Linked DNA regions of Homo sapiens: all the other regions are linked to region 1. The links are chromatin contacts, found by Hi-C or POLR2A ChIA-PET in ENCODE. All regions are on one chromosome and are shown on one strand. The core of a region is the stretch at or near the end of the contact, and the rest is flanking DNA. Distances in the headings are between cores, read along the strand shown.

What was found. A loop is a pair of places that touch in the nucleus more often than their neighbours do. ChIA-PET counts read pairs that join two places held with the same protein, here RNA polymerase II (POLR2A). Pooled maps may share reads with other maps.
Region 2: a map of PC-9 shows a loop between it and region 1 (4-fold over the local background). The contact joins two enhancer-like sites. A Hi-C loop is called at or near these places in 37 of 168 maps with a recorded cell type or tissue (A673, B cell, CD8-positive, alpha-beta T cell and 24 more), 18 of 37 single-sample maps with no recorded cell type and 31 of 50 pooled maps. POLR2A ChIA-PET finds 5 or more read pairs at or near these places in 20 of 52 experiments (A549, AG04449, AG04450 and 16 more).
Region 3: a loop to region 1 is called in a pooled map, with 8 times the contacts of the local background. The contact joins the promoter of HCRTR1 here to the enhancer-like site in region 1. A Hi-C loop is called at or near these places in 4 of 37 single-sample maps with no recorded cell type and 9 of 50 pooled maps. POLR2A ChIA-PET finds 5 or more read pairs at or near these places in 2 of 52 experiments (OCI-LY7 and activated CD4-positive, alpha-beta T cell).

What each region holds. Positions count from the first base shown.
Region 1 is chr1:31,785,290-31,789,496 of GRCh38, reverse strand. No RefSeq gene overlaps it. Among named protein-coding and RNA genes, the nearest start is that of ADGRB2, 23 kb to the right of the region's middle. RefSeq lists silencers at 105-394, 725-774 and an enhancer at 560-1,335. Within about 2 kb of position 1,261, at least 40 of the 41 ENCODE cell types and tissues checked have a DNase peak (open chromatin) inside an H3K27ac peak, as active enhancers do; they include A673, B cell, CD4-positive, alpha-beta T cell and 15 more, where a contact is called at or near this core.
Region 2 is chr1:31,954,280-31,958,503 of GRCh38, reverse strand. No RefSeq gene overlaps it. Among named protein-coding and RNA genes, the nearest start is that of PTP4A2, 18 kb to the right of the region's middle. RefSeq lists enhancers at 1,924-2,483, 2,071-2,678, 1,908-2,685, 2,686-3,462, 3,463-4,224 and 1 more. Within about 2 kb of position 2,328, at least 37 of the 41 ENCODE cell types and tissues checked have a DNase peak (open chromatin) inside an H3K27ac peak, as active enhancers do; they include A673, B cell, CD4-positive, alpha-beta T cell and 14 more, where a contact is called at or near this core.
Region 3 is chr1:31,614,648-31,618,938 of GRCh38, reverse strand. It overlaps HCRTR1 (hypocretin receptor 1), which reads right to left and starts at 1,250. Exons shown (of 9, transcript NM_001525.3): 1 at 1,058-1,250; 2 at 123-183. RefSeq lists enhancers at 645-1,334, 3,560-4,291.

The DNA of each region.
Region 1 (4,207 bases), core at 12-2,511:
TACAGGCCTCACCCTGGCCCCTGCTGGACTGGAAGGGGTGGGGCGATGGTCGGTTGGGGGAGCCCTTCTTCTCTGCCCCATGAGCTCTGCGGCTGCCCTACCCGCGGACGACAGCAGAGGGGGCCCTCGGCCTTGGGATGGAGGTCGGGGCTGGCAGGACCGGAGTCAAAGCGGGGGGTGGGGCGAGGTGCGGGAACTTAGCGCAAGGAGTTGGAAGCGGGGGCGGGGTAGGATGCGGGTGGGGTGCGGGTGAGGGGTAGGGAGAGGGGGCTGGACAGTTGAACCGGGAGAGGGAGCGGGGCTCCTTCGGGAACTTTTCCGGCTCGAAATGGCCTGGGAGCGCCGCAGCCTCCGCGCTCTATGCAAATGACGCAAATTACTATGCAAACCTACAGCTTGGTTCTGAGCCCACAGTTTGGGTGGTTTTCCTAATGCAGTTGGTATGGAGGGAAACGGGTGTGCACTCCCTCCCCTCCAGGTCCAGGGCTTCCTCCGGAGAGCCGCCAGAGCCGCTCTCCTGGAACACGCAGGCAAGAGCGAGCTCTGTACCCTGGGCAGGGATTTCCTTTGGGAGCTTCAGTTTTCCCTTCTGTAAATGGGGGTGATAACGCGGCTCTGTAACAGCTCGCCCGTGGAAGGGCTGTAGGTGGGCCCCGAAATCCTGCAGCCTGCTAAACATGACACCCTCCCCCACCCCCGCCACCTTTTGGCCCCAGTCCACGAGCCCCTTGCCCCTCTCTCTCTCGGCAGAAGCCTGGAGCGAGGATTAGGCATGACGTTGCTAGGGGGCGTGACTGACGGTTGCTAGGCTCCAGGGACGTTGCTATGCAACGCTGGGCGGGGCTTGTTGTTGCTAGGCCGGAGCCGGAATCGCCCGGGACCCGGAAGGGACACCTCGCGCCCTGGGTTTTAGTGGAAGGCGCCCCAGGCTACCAGGGATCGCGACACTGCTCTCCCGGTGACTTTCTTCGGGCCTGAGCTTCCCCCGGCTGGACGCAGTTTCTGAGGGTCCTTCCGGTTCACACTCTGCCACTCCGTGATCCTCTTGGCTCCGGAGTGAAGAACCCTGCGTCTTTGTGCACGTGTCTGTGCGCCTGCCTGTGAGGGGGGTGGGGGTGCAGAGCGGGTATCGCTTTTGGATTTCCATAGCAACTGCTCCTGTGTCACCCCATTGCTCCCAAAGGTTTGAGCGGTTGCTTGTACAAATTTACATATATCTGCATGTCATTAACATAGAGGCGGGGCCGGAACTTGTTTGGGCAACTATCCCTGGACGGTTCTCTTTGCTTCTTCCTCATCCCGTCTGATAGGCATGTGGGCTGCGCATGCGTGAGTGTTTAGCCTGTCCATGTTCTCAGATGTGGGGTGGATGAGTGAGCTGTGACAGTGACCATCAGTTCCCTTTCCCCACGTCCCCTTATTGAACCCTTAGCATGAATCCATCCAGATATCCCTGACTGAAGACACCCAGCTTCCCAAGCAATGCCAGGCCTTGTTGGCACTCCAATTCCTTTTCTGGCTGTGTGGCCTTGACAAGTTTAGTTACCCTCTCTGTGGCTCAGTTTTCTTCTCTGTAAACAGGGATACTAATCTCTAACTTACCAGGTGATGGGAGGGTTTAACTGGTTGCCACTTTTACACACACTAATTGCTGCTTTCTGGCCTACAGTAGGCACTCAGTGGTGCTCCCTTCCTCCCTCCCTGGAGCCCAACTCTTCTCAGAACCCAACCAAAGCAAATCAACTTCAGTTGCCGCTTAAGACATGACAACTAGACACCAGAAGAACTTCCAGATGTCAGGGCAGACTGGATTTGATGCACAGGATGAGGACTATTGTTTTCTCTATTTGTCCTTCTTGGAAGCTGGAGGTCAGGTTGGTGAGTGTGGACCCTCCTACCGCCTCCCCCTTATACCCTTGTCTCTCTCAGGGAGCCCACTGGTTTCCAGAAAACTTGCTTTCTTGTCCCAAAGGCCTGGAGCCTGAGACGGCTGTAGCAGTGACAGCTGAGCTTGGGAGGCCCGAAGACCAGGGCAGAGCAGGTGGTGGCTAAGGAAGTACCTTCCAGGACTGAGGTGTTTGGGATGGAGCAGGACTGGGATGGAAGGGAGACTGAGAGCAGAAACTGCTTGGAGAGCCACATGTCTGTTCCTTTACCAGAGAGGACTGGGGAACCCTGGGGCCACCCCCTTGCCCTTTCTGAGCCTCAGTTTCCCTGTTGTAGGCAGTAAGGACTCCTCTGTTTCAACTTGTGTGGGGGGTAATAAGTCAGCTCAGTATGGAGAACCTTCTCGTTGCTGCAGCTATGTAACAGTGCCATGGAGGGAGTTCCCTGTTCTTTGCACTGTGCAAGCAGAAGCCGAGAGGGACCCCTTAAGTGTGCTGGATAGGAGCAGCAGAATTCCTGGAGGCTCTTGTTCATTTAAAAACTGGGGTTGGCTCCTATCCTGTGTGGAGGAAGATTGTTGGTGATGGACAGGGATGTAAGAACTGGGTTCCAAGGGGTTGAGTGGCTTCCTGGAGGAGGTAGGACTGCATGGAGACCATACTCTGCAGTTGTCACTCTGACTGCTGTATGCAAGACTGCTGTCTGCTGGTGGATGGCGGTGGGCCAGCCAACTGTGCTCCACAGGTGAGGGTTCCAGGGACAGGCTGTGAGCCTGGCAGTGTCCGGCTGGCCCGCCTGTGTCCCACTCTGGGGGCCAATTAAGTCTCCATCCCTAGTCGCGCCGATTAACAGTTAATAAGGCAGCAAACACCTGCAGCTATGGAGGCGAATTAAGAGCAACAGTCGGCATAATACACAACCCGATAAGTGAGCAATTAACAACCGGAGAAAGATTAATAGAAGCAATTACGTTCCTACTCGGAGCTCTGTAAATACAACTGTCAATGGCCAGGGTATTCAGTTCAGTCCTGCCTGGCCCCACCCCGGGCCACAGCCTCTGTTGGCAGGGGTGCCCACTGAGCCAGACTGTGGATCCTGGACCGCAGAGGCATGTACACAGGCACAGATATGCAAATGCACACAGAGATATACACATCCAGACATACTTAGAGAGGTGGCCCACAGAATGCAGTCATATAGATATAAAAATTCCCCACTGTCTCACATACTCGCATTCACAGACGGGTACACACAGACACACATAGGGCCTTCCAGAAGCATACACAGAGATACACAGAAAAATACCCACAGTGTCATAAAGATACATTTTCACAGAGCTAGAGCCACACAGACTACCAGTGACACTCACATATACAAACAGACGTGTAGACACACACAGATTTTTACTCATAGGGTCACATATGCATGCAACCCTCCTGTGATGCCCTTCAGAGGGTTGTCCATAGTGGGTGAGGGCGGCAGCAGGGCCCTGGACTGAGAGAGAACTGGAGTGAACTGGAGAGAATTGAACTGAGAGAGAACTGGAGGGTGGGAGGGGACACGGGAGGGACAGAATGTGTGTGAAAACATGCAAGTGTGTCTGCATGCATGTGACTCTAAGCATGTGCATCTTTGCAAGAATGTGTTTCACCCATGTATGGGCACATTACTGTGTGTAAACATGCATGTGCCTATACGTCTGTGTGGCTGCATGAGGTGAGTGTCTCATGATGCCTGGGTATATGTACGTGTACTGTGCCCAGCAGATCTGTGACTACACATGTGGGTGTCTGGATCACGTGTGATCACGCTGTGCCAGTGTCCATGTCTAGGTAATTGTGTGCCTGTACTTCCGAGTGGCTTTACATGTGTCCTGTCTCTGTGCTGGGGCCAGGGAGGGACGCTTCCCTGGGAAGCCTGGGATGGTGCCTGAAAGCAGAGTTGTCCCCCCACTGCCCACCACCGGAATGGGGCTCAAGGACAGGCAGGGATGCTCTCAGCCTGACTTGGCTTCCCTCACAGGGACTTCAGCCCCTTTCAAGAGATTGACATGGAGGTTAATTTCTCCTGCTTGAAAGCTGAGCCAGGAATTCACTGAGCACCTTCCTCTTAAAGCCACAGCTCCAGTCCCCACTGGGCTCAAGCCCTCCCCACCCTTGTCTCCACCCTGAGCTTCCCTGGGAAAACCCCCAGACGTGAGACCCATGCACTTTGCTCGCGTTCTGGGACATACACTGTCATGCACAGAATACAGTCATGCAGACACACAAACATGGCCAGTCACGAATACGAACACATCACATTTTGCTTGTGACACCCC
Region 2 (4,224 bases), core at 1,079-3,578, 170 kb before region 1:
TCTTTATAAAAAACACAAAAATTAGCCAGGAATGGTGGCAAGTACCTGTAGTCCCAGCTACTTGGAAGGCTGGGGTGGGAGGATCACCTGAGCCCAGGAGGCTGAGGCTGCAGTGAGCTGTGATTGTGCCACTGCACTCCAGCCTGAGTGACAGAGCAAGACGAAAGAAAGAAAGAAGGAAGGAAGGAAGGAAGGAAGGAGAAGGGAAGCGAAGGGAAGAAAGAAAGAAAGGAAGGGAAGGGAAGAAAGAAAGAAAGAAAAAAGAAAGAAAGAAAGAAAAGAAAGAAAAAGAGAAACAGTGGAGACAGAGGGGAGAGGGGAGGTTTATTTATAAGATGTTAAGAACATGGTGATTGGTGGGCTGGGCTGGGCAGAAGCAAGAGTGACATTTGAGCTTCTGGCTTGGGGAACAGGGTAAAAGGTGGTGTCATTCATCAAGATTGGGAACCTAGGAGGAGCAGGTTTGGGGGAAGATATAGAGTTCAGTTTTGGCCTCGTTGAGCTTGCTGTATGTGGCAGCGTGCAAGTGGAGCTGCTTGACAGGTGGGTGGCTCTTGGGGGGAAGATCTGTGGTTGAGATACAGTCTGGGAATTCATCAGCAAAGAAGTAGAGGTTGAAGACACAGGCACAGCTTAAAAGTGGGAGGGAGCGTGAGGGGTAGAAAGGGAAGAGGGCTAAGAGCAGAACTATGAGAAGTGACATTTAAGGGCTGGAATGTTGCCAGCAACCAAGGAAGAGAGAAGGAGGAGAAGAACCGGGGTCTGTGGCCTCACAGAAGCTCAGGAAGGAGAGTTAAGAAAGAAAGTGGTCAGGGTGAGGCATGGTGGCTCATGCCTGCAATCCCAGCACTTTGGGAGGCTGAGGTAGGAGGATCACTTGAGGCCAGGAGATTGAGACCAGCCTGGCAACATAGGGAGACCCCGTTTCTATTTAAAAAAATTAAATACAAGCCCGGGCGCGGTGGCTCATGCCTGTAATCCCAGCACTTTGGGAGGCCGAGGTGGGCAGATCATCTGAGGTCAGGACTTTGAGACCAGCCTGACCAACATGGAGAAACCCCGTCTCTACTAAAAATACAAACTTAGCTGGGTGTGGCGGCACATGCCTGTAGTCCCAGCTACTTGGGAGGCTGAGGCAGGAGAATCACTTGAACCCGGGAGGTGGAGGTTGCAGTGAGCAGAGATCGCGCCATTGCACTCCAGCCTGGGCAACAAGAATGAAACAACATCTCAAAAAAAAAAAAATAAACAAATAAGTATGAAAGAAAAGAAGCCAGGCACGGTGGCTCACACCTGTAATCCCAACACTTTGGGAGGCCGAGGTGGGTGGATCACTTGAGGTCAGGAGTTTGAGACCAGCCTGGTCAACATGGTGCAACATCGTCTCTACTAAAAGTACAAAAATTAGCCGGCGTGGTGGTGGGCGCCTGTAATTTTAGCTACCCAGGAGGCTGAGACAGGAGAATTGCTTGAACCCGGGAGGTGGAGGTTGCCGCAAGCTGTGATCTCGCCACTGTACTCCAGCCTGGGCGACAGAGTGAGACTCCCTCTCAAAAAAACAAAACAGGCTGGGCACGGTGGCTCACGCCTATAATCCCAGCACTTTGGGAGGCTGAGGTGGGTGGATCACCTGAGGTCAGGAGTTCGAGACCAGCCTGTCCAGCATGGTGAAACCCTGTCTCTACTAAAAATACAAAAATTAGCCGGGTGTGGTGGCACATGCGCCTGTAATCCCAGCTACTCAGGAGGCTGAGGCAGGAGAATCACTTGAACCTGGGAGGCGGATGTTGCAGTGAGCCGAGATCACGCCAGTACACTCCAGCCTGGACAACAAGAGTGAAACTCCGTCTCAGAAAAAAAAAAAAAGAAAGAAAGAAAGTGGTCGACAGCGCTGACTGTTTAGAAGAGGCAAGTAGGAAAGGCCTGGAAAAAGTCTTTGGATTTGGTGATGAAAAGATCATCACTGAGTGTGATGACAGACAGTTCAGTGGCTGGGCAGAAGTCAAATGACAGGGACTGAGAAATGAGTGGACAGTGAGAATGGGAGTCAGGGTTTCGACTCTCCTGAGGCCTGGGATACGGAGGGAAGGAGAGAGTTTGTCCAAAGGCAAAAAGTTTGTGTCAAACAAGATTCCAGAGAAAGGCCTGGCTGCTGTTGAGAGACCCAGGAGTAGCTAAGGCCTTATTCTGGGTTCAGGAGGGCCTGGGAAGATGCTGTCTTGTTTGTGAACCTGAAGTGAAAGCTCACCAGAGGGGCCAGCAGAGGGAACTGCCCTGCGAGAAGGCCCCAGCTTTGCGGCTGGGTTTTCCCCACTCTGCATCTAGTTTCCTTGATCCACTGATTATCTTGGGCTGGTTTTGCTGAATGACTCAGGAGCTTGAGCAAGCTTTGCTACTCAGTTTCACAGCTCTGGGGGAGGGGAAGTTGGATTCCTTTCTGATAGCTGGGAAACAGTCATTAGATATTGAAGGAAGAAGGACAATTGGGCCCCAGCTTCAGAGAGAGAGAGAAAAAAATGGCTCTCCAAGCCTTTATTTATTTATTTATTTATTTATTTATTTATGAGATGGAGTTTCGCTCTTGTTGCCCAGGCTGGAGTACAATGGCGCAATCTCGGCTCACGGCAATCGCTGCCTCCTGGGTTCAAGCGATTCTCCTGCCTCAGCCTCCTAAATAGCTGGGATTACAGGCATGTGCCACCATACCTGGCTAATTTTGTATTTTTAGTAGAGACAGGGTTTCTCCATGTTGGTCAGGCTGGTCTCGAACTCTTGACCTCAGGCGATCTGCCCACCTCGGCCTCCCAAAGTGCTGGGATTACAGGCATGAGCCACCATGCCCGGCTCCTTTATTCTTAATAAAAATAACAATATCTAACAGTTATTGAGTGCTTTTACCATTGCCAGGCAATGTTCTATGGGCCTCCCGGCTTTATCTCTGGGGTTGACTACTTGTTATTATCCTTGTTTGACGTAGGGAGTTGAGAGTTAGGTGAAATGACTTGCCTGGGGTATCCAGCCAGTCACTGGAAGAGCTAAGACTTGACTGCCAAAAGCCCATGTCCTTAACCACTGTGCAACACCGCACCTCTTAGGACCTCTCTAGGTGACCCAGTAAGGCCTGTGGGATTGAGGAGGGGCCTCCCAAATGAAGATCCTGGGCAAATGGCTGGAAAACAAAATCCTTAAAAAGAAGCTTCTCCCCTGCTAGGATTTCTGCTGAGAAGGAAGGGACAAGATCCCCTGAGCTTGTTCTGAGGCTCCTTATCACCTGAGACCCCCTTCTGTGATTCCTTTCCCCCACTTCAGCTTAGATAAAGGGCCTATTCACAGCCTCCCTGAGCTGTGTCTGGAAGCTGGCCCTGGCAGCAGCTAGTGGTTTGTCCCCTGTCCTGGCTCCTTCCTCCCTGCCTGCCTCCCCTGCCTCTGATTTGACACCTGGTATCTCTTTCCCGTGTCCCTGAGCTCAGGGCATGTGAGGCCCAGGCAGGCACAGTATCACTTTCTTCCTGAACTGTCCCTGAAGCAGGGATAATTTTGTATGCTGTCTGCCCCCTACTCTGTTGTCAGTGCACACTTCCAAGGGTTCCTGTGGAATCCAGGCTCCCGTAAACACCCAAAGAGGAGGAAGTGAGCCAAGCACTAAGCCTGTGATTGCATCAGGACTGACGCACTCTCTGCCTTTTCCCCTACCTCGGTCTCCAGGGGAGCCACGTGGGCAGGCCACTGGGTCAGGCCCAAGCCCTCTCCGCTTCATTTGGCTGAGGGGAAAAGGGGGATGCTATGGAAGGAACACAGACCTCCAGCAGCACCTCCTTGGCCTGGAAGGGAAGTAGCCAACACATTTGAAAGCTGAAGAGAAGGCAAAGGTGGGGTGGCCTGAGGAAAGGGTCTGAAAAGGCTGGGAAGTAAAGTTTTTGGTGTGTCAACTAAGTGCCAGGTTCTCTATACATGTAACACTATTAACAATAGGTCGGGTACAGTGGCTAACATCTGTAATTCCAGCACTTAGGGAGGCAGAGGTGGGAGGATGGCTTGAGGCCAGGAGTTTGACACCAGCCTGGAAAGAAAAAAAGAGAGAAATTTTTAAAAATAATAATAACAATAATAATATCTGACTATGAGGCTCTCGATCAGGAATTCCATTTCTATACTTAAAAGCAACTACCATAGGGGCCAGGCGTGGTGGCTCATGCCTGTAATCCCAGCACTTTAGGAGGTTGA
Region 3 (4,291 bases), core at 1-2,500, 170 kb after region 1:
TTGGTGGAGGAAGACAGACCTGGGTTGCATCCCAATTCCACACCAGTTGCCTTGGGTAGCTTACCTGGCCTCTTTCAGCCTTGGTTTCCCCATCTGTCTAATGGGGTGACAGCCCTACATACCTTACAGGACCACGATGAGGAGTAATGAGCTCCGATGCGTGCCAAGTGCTTCACCAAGAACCTGGTACGAGAAGGTAGTTTCGGGGACGTTTCCGGTTACCATTATTAGGGTACCCTGCTTTGCAGATGAGACCGAAGCTCAGAGAGATTGAGTCTCTTGCTCAAGGTCACAAAGCTCTTAAGCCAGGTCTGTTCGAACCCACCAAACACCGTAGATTTGGGAGGAGAAGCCATCCCGATTGCAAATATTTCTTGAGCCAGTTCAGAGGCTTTAACTTTGGGTTGGGAAAACGGGCCAAGGGAGGTGTTAGAGACCCAAGCCCCACCCGCCATACCTGCCAGACCCTCCGGTGGGCACTCGCGGACACGCACACATACAACACACACACAGTGGGGGTGGTGCGCGGAGGGACTGACGACCCCTTGCGAGCAAGGGGAGCATCCAGGCCCCCTAAGAGGCCCCTTTGGGTCCCCAGGGCCGCGACGCTCCCCGACGGCCGCCAGGAGCCGCTGTTCCGGCGCGCGGGTCGCTCTCCATTCATAAATCCAGCCAGCCCAGCTCCCCGCCCCTCCCCTCCTCCCGCACTCAGCCCCTCCTTCCCCCGGCTGGGCTAGGACGACCCCGGCCAGGTGCCGGAGGGTTGCGGATCCCTGGAGACCCCTGGGGAAGGGGAGGGGACGCCTTCATACCCCACTGAACGCCGGCAGGCCCGCTCCGTCCGCGGGACCTTCCTGCACCTCGGGGGCTGGCGGGGCTCCGGGAAGGCGCGGGGGAGCGAGGGCACTCGGAGCCTGCCTAGAGGAGAGCAGCGCTGGCCGAGGAGCCAGTCTCCCAGCACCCAGGTTACCCCCCGAGACTCTTGGCTCCTCCCATCCCTCGCCGCGGGTCCTTTGGAACCCCCATCCCAGGCCTGGGGGTCCCCCACACCCCGCACCTGTTGGCTCCGGGACCCGGGCGTTCTCGGCTGCTGGTCCCCGGACCTGGCACCGGGGACTTCGCCTTCCTGCGAGGAAGGCCGAGCCTCTAGGGGCCGGGACTGCAGGAGGGGGCCGGGGCAGCCCCCTCCCTAGGCTGCGCTGCCTCGGCTCGCGGGGCTCAGCACGATCCGCGGCAACTGCGCGGGCTGTGGCTCGGCGCGGGCTCCGCCGGGCTGCGCGCTGCGGGGAGGGAGGGCCGGCGGGAGGGGCAGGGCGGGGTGGGAGCCCCCAGACGGTCTTGGCTCCCTGTCTTCCAGCCCCGAGACCCGCAGGGCGGAGGGAGACGCTCGTTCCTTCTAGCCTCCCACTTCAAGCTTCCATCCCACCTCCATTCATGCGTCCATCCGTTCATTCATTCCATCCTCATTCATTCAACATTTATGCCCCTGGCCACCCCGCATTCTGGGCGCACTTAGTGTGTGCCGGCGGGCCTGGCAGCTTCAGAGGGCCACAGTGCAGAGGTGGAGCCCAGCCCCGCCTCTCCTTGCTGCCTCACCTAACTGAGGAGGAGGATGGCACAGGTGGGTCACAGGGGTGAGACAGAGAGGATGCCTGCACCGCCTCCAGCCTAGCTCCGGATGCTGCTGTAACAGCTAGCTCCCAACGATGCCAGAGAAGCCTGTTCTCCCATCTCCCAGCCCCCCATCCTATCTGCCCCCAGTTTCTCTTTTTGTTATACCTACTGTTCCCCCCAAAAATCAAGGACGCCGGTGGGGACAGAAGTGGGGGTTCGTTAATTCCACAAATAACGATTTATTAAGCTGTGTGCTAGGCAGTGAGTTCTAATAATACAGCTACCGTTTGGATAATGCATATGATGCCTGCTCTCATTTAATCTTCATATCAACCTGGTGAGGTGGTCGTTATTGTCCCCATTTTACAGATAAGGACACTGGATCCACATGGCGCAATGACTTGCCCAAGGTCGCACAGCAGAGGCAGAGCTGGGCTTTGAGCCTCTGCCCCTCTCAGGCCTCTAGCCTCTCTCACCAGACACAGTCTCCCTCCCCTGCAAAATCTCTCTGGCTGGTGGGGGAGGCAGGTGCACACCCAGGCAATTAACCTGTGGTGTGAGGAGGGTGTGAGGGCCCTGGGGGCTGTGGGGCACAGGAGGACAGACCGACTCAGCCAGGGCATGAGAACAGGCTTCCTGGAGCAGGGACATCTCCATGGAGACCTGAAGAATAAGAAGGTAGCCTGCAAGGGGGATTGTGGTATTCGAGGAGAGGCATTCAAGGTCAGGAAACAGCAGGTGCAAAGGTTTGAAGGTTGGGGATTCTGGAAATCACAGGTAGGTGAAGGGTGACTGCCTGAGCATCATGCAGTCACCTTGGCCATCCCCTAGCTCAGCATAGGACATTCCTAACATGTCACCCTCTGAAACTCACACTGTTTCCCTCCTGGGAGGTGACTCCTGGGATGCAACCACCATCTTTCCCATTGCAGCCAAAGCCCTTTTCAAAGGCTCTGAAGATGCGCCGTTAGGCATAGGAGGTGTGGGAGAGGAACTGGAGCAGCATAAGGGAGGGGGCCAGTGACCTTAACCTCTGCAGAACAGGAGGATGGACTGAAGCTAAACCCAAGGCAGAACTTTGTCCTTGGGCAGGTATGGCATCTGCATGGTGTGTGATGTCTTGTCTTCCCTAGGTGCTGGCCGAGGTAGGAGAATGAGTGAAGGGACTCAGAAGAGGGGCTGCTGTGTGTGTGTGTGTGTGTGTGCGTGTGTGCATGTGTGAATGTGTGGGTGTGTGCATGTCTGCATATGTGTGCATGAGTGTGTGTTTGTGTTTGAGTCTTGAATTCAAGTAAGGGCTGTGGTGTGTGTCTAGGGAATCCAGTGTGTTTGAGTCTGACTGTGCATATGAGCAGGGGGTGGGCTCTGGGTTGATGACTGGAGGTCACTCTGGGTGGGATGTGTCTGTCTGGGTCTTGATCTGTCCCTGTGTTTTGGCGTTTGTGTCTATGGGGAATGTGTATGTGTGAGGAGATGACTGTTTCTCAGTGTGGATCTGAATGTTCAACTGTGGCTTTGACTAGCACTGGCCTCCCAGCGTGTTTCCCTGTGAGTGTGGGAATGTGAGTGTGGCCATGCCTTTGTGTGTAAGGTTCTGTGAGTGTGCATATGTGGAACTTGGTACATCTGTTCCCACGGCAATGACTCATCTTATCCCCCCACATTCTCCCCCCTACCTGGAGCTGTGATTGTTTGCTATGTAGGGGCTGCAGAGGGGGCTGCAGCATGTAGGGGGATGGGAGGCAGATCGTGTGGGGACACTCCAATAACAGTTGCGGCAAACAAGGTTCAGCCCGCAGTGTGGAAGGTACAGATCCATGTTTGTCTGTGTGGGCGGTAGGCACTGGCCAAGCCCAGCACAGCCCAGGCTTAGAACCTAGCCCAGAGTGCAGATCTCCATATTACAGGGCCTCCCAGATACCATGGGTTGGAGTGGGCAAGGGGCTCGCCAGGCTCCCCCATGTCATGATACAGGGTGGTGCATGTCTGTGTAGGGAGGAAATCATGGCTGAGAATTCCCCCCAGTATACAATGTCACAGAGTCAGTCCCATCTCCACTTAAGAGGGATCTCAATTGCCAACCTTCCCCCACCCTTTATCCGTTGGTGCCCCAAAGATGGCTGCTCCCCAGGTCAAGGGATATCCTAAGAGATTCCTGCCATCACAAGCAACAGATCTCCCTGTCTCCCCTATCAGACGCTGGCCAGGGATTTTCAAGCCAGCAGCAGGAGCCAGGGCGCTGGCCTGGAGGCACTAGGCCTCGCAGCCCCTCTGGTCCTGAATCTGGCCTATTTAGCCACAGCCTAAGGGTGGGAGAGGCCAGTTATTTGGCCTAGATGGGCATGAGAGAGAGTGGGTGTATGCTCAGAGAAAATCCTGGGGGCGGGGCGGTGGGAACCAGTAGTGTTCTAGAAGACCTACAAGAAGCTGCAGGATTTTGGTCCTCGGGCACAACAGCACTGGCTCTGGGAACCCTGGCCAAATGCCCATGTCCAAGGGAGGGCCCTAGGGACCTCAGGTCCTCCATGTCCAGGCTGGGCTCCCAGCCCTTGTGCCTCCTCTGCCCAGGGAGGGCTGGCCTCAGGGCTTTGCTGTGCTTGAGCTGTCTGTCAACAGGGGCCCCCACGACCTCTTTCCCGAAACCAGCCAGCCCCAGCCTTGTTGATCTAATCCTGAG